Regions from separate parts of the Homo sapiens genome. Here region 2 is linked to region 1. A link is an interaction called in ENCODE POLR2A ChIA-PET data of the cell type or tissue named here. Cell type or tissue: OCI-LY7. All regions are shown on one strand. Each heading gives the region's core, and the rest is flanking DNA. Links, peaks and the distances in the headings are about the cores only.

Region 1 (4,383 bases), core at 149-4,148:
GGTAGAAGGATCACTTGAGGCCAGGAGTTCAAGATCAGCCTGGGCAACTGAGCAAGATCCCATCTCTACAAAATATTGAAAAATTAGCTGAGCATGGTTGTGCACTGCTATAGTCCCAGATACTTGGGAGGCTGAGGTGGGAGGATTGTTCAAGCCTGGGAGGTGAAGGCTTTTGTGAGCTATGATCACACCACTATACTCTAGCTCAGATGACAGAGCAAGACCCTGTCTCAAAAAAAAAAATTATAAAAGATCCTTCCACCTAGTAATGTTTAATACTGAGTAGCTGGCAACACTTGTCTGGGTATCAAGAGTGACTTGAGATAGGTAGGGGGGTGGGCAGAGTTTGGGGGTCCTGAGATAACAGGACCAGTGCTCTGAGGCAGTGCCCTGGGAAGGACTGACAGCCTGGCACCCCCACAATGTGCCCCTGAACAAGGGATTTCAGCCTGGACAAAGGGGCCCGTGCCCCAGGCAGCAAAAAGAAACAGCTGAGGACCACCCTGGTGCCATTTGATTGGAACAGTGGACATTCCAGTGGAACCCAAGTTCAGAGATGGCCAGTGACTAGGGTCTCAGCCCCTCCTTGGCACTGCTGGAGATCCCTTCACCAGGGAAGAAAGCCCCAAAAACCACCAAGGTGGAATTTTCCACTCTACATGGATGGGAGCCTGAAAACAAAACTAGGCTGATTCAAAGAAAATAAAGGCATGCGTTACGTCCAGCACACCTGAGTTTGTGGGCTGTGAGATATTCTCACGCCCATTCTACAGGGGCCCCTTCTGTTCTTTCCTACTTGGTGGCCGGTGGGACTTGCTAAAACTCCTCACTTTTAATATCTTCGTCCTTAAAGCTGGATCTTCTAGAGGGATTGAAGAAGGATAGACCATTCAATCCAATCTTCATTTTTTTTTTTTTTTTTGAGACAGTCTCACTCTGCTGCCCAGGCTAGAGTGCAGTGGTGTGGTCTCAGCTCACTGCAGCCTCCAACTCCTGGGTTCAAGCAATTCTCATGCCTTGGCCTCCCAAGTCGCTGGGATTACAGGTGCCTGCCACCACATCCAGCTAATTTTTTGTATTTTTAGTAGAGACAGGGTTTTGCTATGTTGGCCAGGCCGGTCTCAAACTCCTGACCTCAAGTGATCCGCCCACCTAGGCCTCCCAAAGTGTTGGGATTACAGGCGTGAGCAATTGCACCTGGGTGATCCAATCCTCATTTTACAGAAAAGCAAACTGATGTCTAGAGACTTGGAGCCACTTGCTGGTCTCCCCTGAGCTCAGGTGATCTATCCACCTTGGCCTCCCAAAGTGCTTGGATTACCAGCGTGAGCCACTGCACCCAGCCTTTTTTTTTTTTTTTTTAAGCTGGAGTGCAGTGGTGTGATCTCAGCTCACTGCAGCCTCCACCTCCCAGGTTCAAGCAATTCTTGTGCCTCAGCCTCCCAGGTAGCTGGGACTACAGGTATGCAGCCACCACACCTGGCTAATTTTTTGTATTTTTAGTAGAGACAGGGTTTTGCTATGTTGGCCAGGCCGGTCTCAAACTCCTGACCTCAAGCGATCCACCTGCCTAGGCCTCCCGAAGTGTTGGGATTACAGGCATGAGCAACTGTGCCTGGCTGATCCAATCCTCATTTTACAGAAAAGAAAACTGATGTCTAGAGACTTGGAGCCACTTGCGATGGTCAGCAAGTCGGTGGCTGAGCTAGGACTTGAACCCAGGTCTCGCACTCTACCCTTGAATTCACTTCTTTTTCGGCTTCTACTCTTATCTCCATGGCCACTTATCTCAATGATCCAGTGGGTTTTGCTGGTTGTTACATACTTGCTGTGCACTAGAGCTCTCTCTATGGAACACTTTTGTCCATTCCACAGGGAACGTTTCTAAGATTCTAACGTTTCTAAGGCAGGGGATGTTTCTTTGACGGGAGATTGCAATTGTTGAGCACGTTGTCATGTAAAATAGCTTTCCATGAGCGGACATAGGGAGGAAGACAGAGAAGTTCTTTGCTGTCCCTAATTTCCCCTTGCTTTCTCCATGCTCACTATTAAAGGAAAACACTGGTTTCAAACAGTTTCATGTGTCATCTTACTTCAAGCATGACAGCCCACCTGCACAGGGTGGTTGCACATCCGTGGTCAGTATCCCCGGCCTGCCAAGCGTGCAAGTCCACAGGGTGGCGTCTGTCCTGCTCACGCCTCCTCCTCCTCTCTCTCTCTCTCCATCTCCTCGCCCCATCTCCCTCCTTTTCTCTCTTTGTGCCTGATTTTTTTCTTCTACTCCTGTACTCTTGGCTCAGGGTGGCTCTGCTCTTGCTGCCATCTTGTGGTATTAGAGAGAATTAAATTAGCCTGAGCAGGAAACAGAAAAGTCCTAGAATATGGTTAAGTACCGTTAAAGCCACTGTAATGTGATTAGGGAAGGGAGGTCCATTCTGAATCCTGATGCACATAACCAGGGCATCTTTAAGCACTTGAGTGTTTCCACATCCTGTGCATTCACTACTCACTAGGAGTGAATTATTCTTCTAATTATTCACAAATTATTCACAAATTATTCTTCTAATTTGGCTTCCTACAAATTCAGGGACACTGGATGGGCTCTACCAAATTAACCCACTGTGGTATTTTGCTATGTATTCGAAAGACAGGTCTTCCCTATGGACCTCAAATTTGACCATTACGGATGGATTCACATCTTGGAGTTCTGAAGACAGTCCTATTTTTAAGAATTACCTCCTAAGGTGTTAATAAGGTCCTTAAAAATAAATGGAACAATGTTGTTCACAGATTGGAAGACTTGATGTTAAGACGGCAATACTACCCAAAGCAACACACAGAGTCAATGCAATCCCTGTCAAAATCCCAATCGTATTTTTTGCCAATATGGAAAAACTCATCAGAGTTTCAAGGACTCAGAATAGCCAAAACAATCTTTAAAAAAAAAAAAAAAGTTGCCTGTTCTGATTCCTTGAAATTCTGTATCAAGACTTGATACAGAGCTATAGTACAGTAATCAAAACAATGTGGTACTCACACAAGAACATGTGTGTCTGTGTGTGTGTGTGTATCAATAGAATAGAATTGAGAATCAATAGAATAGAATTGAGAATCAATAGAATAGAATAGAATTGAGAAGCCAGAAATAAGCCCTCACATTTATAGTTAGTTGATTTTCAATAAGGGTGCCAAGACTATTCAATGGGAAAGAATGGTGTCTTCAACAAACGGTGCTGGGAAAACTGAATATTCGCACACCAAAGAATGAATTTGGATCCTTACCATACACCATATACAAAAATTAACTCAAAATCAATCAAAGACCTAAATTTTAAAAGCTAAAACTATCAAATTCTTAGAAGAAAACACAGAGGAAAATCTACATGACCTTGGATTTCTTAATATGACATTAAAAGCCCAGGCAACAACAAAAAAATAGAAATTATTAAGATTACAAAATTTGTACATTAAAGGATACTAGCAAGGCAGGAGATGGGGCTTAGCTCTGGAAGCAGGGCTCAGACACCAGACCAAATTGAGGACTAGCTAAAACAGGTCTGGGGCAGAAGCAGCTTTCCATAAGACACACTCACTAGTGTGCCATGTCAGTTTACCATTACCATGGCAACACTCCAATGTTACTGACCCTTCCCATGGCAATGACCCAACAACCCAGAAGTTACCACCCTCATCCTAGAAATGGCTCCATAAACCGCCCCTTAATTTTCATATAATTAGAAGTGGGTATAAGTTTAACTGAAGAACTGCCTCTGAGCTGCTACTCTGGGCACACTGCCTATGGGGTATCCCTGCTCTGCAAGGAGCAGTACCTCTGCGGCTACTGTACACCACTGCTTCAATAACAGTTGCTGTTTAACACCACCAGCTCATCCTTGAATTCTTTCCTGGGTGATATGGTTTGGCTGTGTCCCCACCCAAATCTCATCTTGAATTGTAACTCCCACAATTCTCACATGTTGTGGGAGGGACCCAGTGGGAGGTAATTGAATCATGGGGGCAGGTCTTTCTCATGCTGTTCTCATGTAGTGAACAAGTCTCACAATATCTGATGGTTTTAAAAAGAGGAGCTCCTGGGCCAGGCGCGGTGGCTCACGCCTGTAATCCAGCACTTTGGGAGACTAAGGTGGGTGGATTGCCTGAGGTCAGGAGTTCGAGATCAGCCTGGCCAACATGGTGAAACCCCATCCCTACAAAAAATACAAAAATTAGCCAGGAATGGTAGCACGTGCCTGTAGTCCCAGCTACTCAGGAGGCTGAGGCAGGAGAATGGCATGAACCTGGGATGCAGAGCTTGCAGTGAGCCGAGATCGCACCACTGCACTGCAGCCTGGGCAACAGAGCAAGACTCCATCTCAAAAAAAA
Region 2 (4,383 bases), core at 245-4,244, 98 kb after region 1:
TTACTACTGTTACTTGCTTATATATGTTTAAAATATTTCTAGAAGGACATACAAGAAGCTGACAATGCCAGGAAGGGAACAGAGTAGCTGGGGTGCTTATCATAAAATCTGAATGTTGAACTAGGCAAACAAATTAACTGCTCAAAAACTAAAGACAAGGCTGGGCATAGTGGCTCACACTTGTACTCCCAACACTTTGGGAGGCCAAGGTGGGAGGATTGCTTGAGCCCAGGAGTTTGAGACCAGCTTGGGCAACATAGCAAGACTCCGTATCTATAAGATATTTCTGAAAAAATTAGCTGGGTGTGGTGGTGTGCACCTGTAATCCCAGCTACTCCAGAAGCTGAGATGGGAGGATCGCTTGAGCCCAGAGGTTCAAGATTGCAGTGAGCTATGATAGCACCACCGCACTCCAGCCTGGGTGACAGAGCAAGACCTCATCTCTAACAACAACAATTAAAAGCAAACAAAAAGTAAAGACAAAAGCAACAAGAGAAATAAGTTTCCACTGAAGGCTCTGTGCTTCACCGTGCCATGTGCTATGCCCCTGCAAATGCCCACCCTGGGCATGGCCCCCTCCTCCCTCTGCCCATGTCCCTCGCCCACCTCGGGGGTCGGCTGTAATCGCCTCCCTGCTCAGCGAGATCTTGCCGATGATGTCGTCGTGCCTGCAGGAAGGCGGGCACGTGAAGGTCTGAGTCAGGGGCCCCTTTGCCCCGCCCCAAGAGAAGTGGGGGCAGGTGTCAAGGTCTGGGTGGGAGGGCACACCCTCGTGGGCTGTGGACCCACATCCCCTCTCCCCTCAGGTGCCCAGGCTTGGGTCCCTAACCCACACATTCCACTTTCCCCAACCACAAACCCGACAGTGTCCTCATCCAGCACGTAGAAGGCCAGCTGGTGGAAATCCAGAGGCAGGTGCACCGTGTACTCCTCCCCCCAGAAGGGGCCCAGGCTCCTCCAGACAGTAGCTGTCCTGCAAAAGGAGGTGCAGGGGGCTGGGGTCCTCGGGCCACACAGGAGGCAGACACCTGGAGACCCAGACACACACACACACACACACACACACACACACACACGGGAATCCAGACACACACACACTCAGAGACCCCCCACATGAACCCAGTTAGAGGCCCAGACACACACACACACCCAAGGACAGCCACTCCAAGATCCTAGATATGTACTCACCCAGGGACACTGGAGCATGTATGAATCCAGGCATAGAAACACACACAGACCCCAACACTCACATACCCAGAGTATCAGACATACACCAGAGATCTCAACACACACACACACACACACACAGAGGCACATACACAAAACACACACATGATCCTACACACCCACATACAGGGCCCCAATACACATCTAAGGTCCCAGATACACAGAGACCAACAGACATGCATAGCAACCAACAGAAACATATGTGCAGATACACACACACGGATTCACACTGAGACAGAGTTGCTCACAGATACACCAAGGAGGCCAGAGACAGAGACACATTTACACATAAGCAGATACACATATGCACCCTCAGAAAGTCCTAAAAACATGTACCTTTGTGTTTGGAAATCCAGACACCAGACACATGCAGATAGACACATAGAAAACAGACACATATGAAAACATATGAAAATAGACATATGTCGGGAACACAGAGACACACTCAGAGATCCAGAGACACACTCTCACACACTTACAATGATACAAGGCAGGTACACATAGAGACACACACACAGTCATACAAACACACAGTCACTGACACACACACACACACACACACACACACACAATTCCATTCATTCATTTGTTCATTCGTTTACTCCATAAACATTCACTTGGACTATGGGCCCAGCCTGTGCTGGGCTCCAGGGATCAGAGGAACAGGTGTCAGGGCTGCTTACCCCACAGACCCCCCTTCCACAAGCAGGCGCTCTCTCCCAGCAATTAGGACATGGTGGGAGAAGTCCTGGGATTGGGGTTAGCTCAATCGCCCCTGGTTGGGTCGTGGGGGTAGGGTCGGAGGGGATTAGGGAAGGCTTCCTGTAGGAGCTAGTCAGGCAAAGTGGGGAGAGACAATGAGGACAAGGACAAGTATTCCAGAAGGCTGGAACAGCATGGGCAAAGGCCCTGTAGCAGGAATGAGTTTCGTGAGCTGAAGGAATAGGAAGGTGCCTGGTGGGAATGGGGGAGGGAGAGGGGCCAGGAGACAGGAGGTGAGCAGGGGACAGAGCACTCGGGGCTTTGAAGCACACAGTGAGCAGGAGGAAGGCACAGGAAGGATGGGGACCAAGATAAGCCCAGAAACAGGTGCACACACACAGCATCTCTGCCCTGACATCCCTGCAGGGGTACTTCCCTTTACCCAGCAGAGAACAGATTCTACTTGCCCGGTAAAGACACACCCACATTTGTGGATGCAAAGTTTGGTTCTCATACCTGTTGCTCCCTTCCTCCCTCCTTTCACCACACTGTGCCCTAAGAAAGAGTGCACATATGCGCGCGTGCGCGCACACACACACACACACCCCGCCTTCTTCCTCCAGCCCAGCGGCACCAACCTCAGATGGACCCCCAGTGCTTCCTCCCAAATACCCTCTTCCCCCAACCTGACCTTTTCCCAGCCAAAGGTCTTCTGAACATTCCCCAGCTCCTGAGCTGAAAGGCTTCTTACAGCCCAGAGAGGGAGAGACAGCAGCCTGGGGTCACACAGAAAATCAATCTGTGGGTTTGGGGTGGTGTCAGGGAATGTATCAAGGGGCCAGCATGAGCACTGGGAGGACAGTGGAGGGGAGTCAGTGGAGGGGGGAGCTACAGCTGACCCCTCCCCCAGGCAGGCTCCCCACCCCCAGCTCTGAGCCCATCTGGACCAGAATAGGAGCATCCTGAATCCTGCCGTCTCCATAGGAACCAAGGCCTCAGCCACCCACCAGCCCACCCACCCCCATCAGGCCTCCAGGGGCTGAGAGCTGTCCCTCGGCCTGCGGGGGTGGGAGCCAAGCAGGGCGCAGCCTGATATCCCCCTGCGAGACTCACTGACACCCCAAACATCCTCACACCTTCACATGTGTCCACACCGGTGCCTTTGTGACCAAATCAGCTGGCATTGGTGTTCACATGCATGTGCAGGGCAGCCATGTGCACGTGCATGTACATGCACCCTACACTGGTACACACACGTGAGCCTGTGCCCTGCACAGCCACGAGGACATACACACGTGGTCACAGGCACTCACACTAGCCCCGCAACATCCCCCACCCCCTGCAACTCACAAGCAGGCCCAGCTGGGCGGGTGCACACACAGACACACATGCACATGCCCACGCGCACAGACATCCCCAGTGCCCGCAGCACCCGGCAGGCCCGGAACCAACCAGTCCAGCCAAGCGTGAGATGCCCGCCCCCAGGGAGGCCACTGTAGGAGGCACAGGCTGGCAGCGCTGAGTCAGCCCCAGGGAGCCAGCAGGGACAGCATTAGGTCCAGAGGGGGAAGGCAGGGCTGGTCGGGGAGAGGAGCTGGCAGTCCCAGCTGGACACAAATCACCCACCTGCAGGCCCGCGAGTCCCCCTCAGGGTAAGCACTCCTTTAAATGTGAATTCTTGGTCCCAGATTCCCCAGGTCTAGAAAGAGACCCCTCCCTTCCTCCTCTCCCCCGTGTCGCCACCCCTCACCTGGCCACCACCTCGTCGTCCACTTTCACTAGGCAGTAGGGGTCGCTGCTCCCAGACCTGCAGAAGGAGGGAGTTCAGGGAGGAAGCAGGTTGAGAGGGCAGCCATGAGTGGAGGGTCCCAGTCATGACACAGGCAGGGGAGTCGGAGGCACAGACAGAGAAGGGGACTTGCCCAGGGTCACACAGCAAGTCCAGCTCAGAAGTAGAACCTTAGGGGACCAGCAGGAGATGTCACAGCTGCCCAGGCCACCACATCTGTGCACTCTGGGCTTCCACCCATAGAAATAGAACAGGGAGGCCTGAGGCCAGCAGGTTCTGAGTCCTGGCCTCGAAAAGCCCAAAGCAGAGGCCCAGAGCGTGTGTGGGGGGGGTGGGGGGGTCTTGAATGCCTGGCTTCACCACCCTCTGGCTGTGCCATCCCAGAGAGTCCCCTTCCCTCTCTGGGCCTCAGTTTCTCTGCTCTATAAATCAGGTGTGATGCTCACATACACCTCCTAGGGGGCTGGAGGAACTCAAATGCTGGGCCGGATCATGGTCTGGCCCCCAGCTCTCCCCTGCAGGGGCTTTAATGCTGTGTCCCCAGCTTTTCATTTCAATGGGAGCTTCCCTGGGAAGGGGACTCCCCATTCCTCAGCCCTCCATGGGGACAGACTCAGCAGACCCTCCCTACAGGCAAAGACCAGGGAACCCAGGCTTCAAAATCA

The links. ChIA-PET counts read pairs that join two places held together with the same protein. Peaks named below come from ENCODE experiments on the same cell type or tissue, not always from the same donor. Only the 100,000 strongest peaks of a DNase experiment are listed, where the experiment ranks them.
Region 2: POLR2A ChIA-PET joins it to region 1 with 5 read pairs; 1 of 35 experiments calls an interaction of 5 or more read pairs at or near these places.

Annotation. Positions count from the first base shown.
Region 1 is chr12:113,028,810-113,033,192 of GRCh38, forward strand. No RefSeq gene overlaps it. Among named protein-coding and RNA genes, the nearest start is that of DTX1, 26 kb to the right of the region's middle. In OCI-LY7, for the core only: CTCF peaks have their summits at 2,304 (motif pointing left) and 2,507; a DNase peak (open chromatin) is centred at 2,192; H3K4me3 peaks cover 751 bases; H3K27ac peaks cover 1,274 bases.
Region 2 is chr12:113,127,206-113,131,588 of GRCh38, forward strand. RASAL1 (RAS protein activator like 1) reads right to left here. Exons shown (of 21, transcript NM_001301202.2): 2 at 3,680-3,736; 3 at 860-973; 4 at 607-668. Among named protein-coding and RNA genes, the nearest start is that of RASAL1, 6.4 kb to the right of the region's middle. In OCI-LY7, for the core only: CTCF peaks have their summits at 1,892, 2,094, 3,709 (motif pointing right) and 3,909; DNase peaks (open chromatin) are centred at 2,366, 3,286 and 3,736; H3K4me3 peaks cover 3,085 bases; H3K27ac peaks cover 3,905 bases.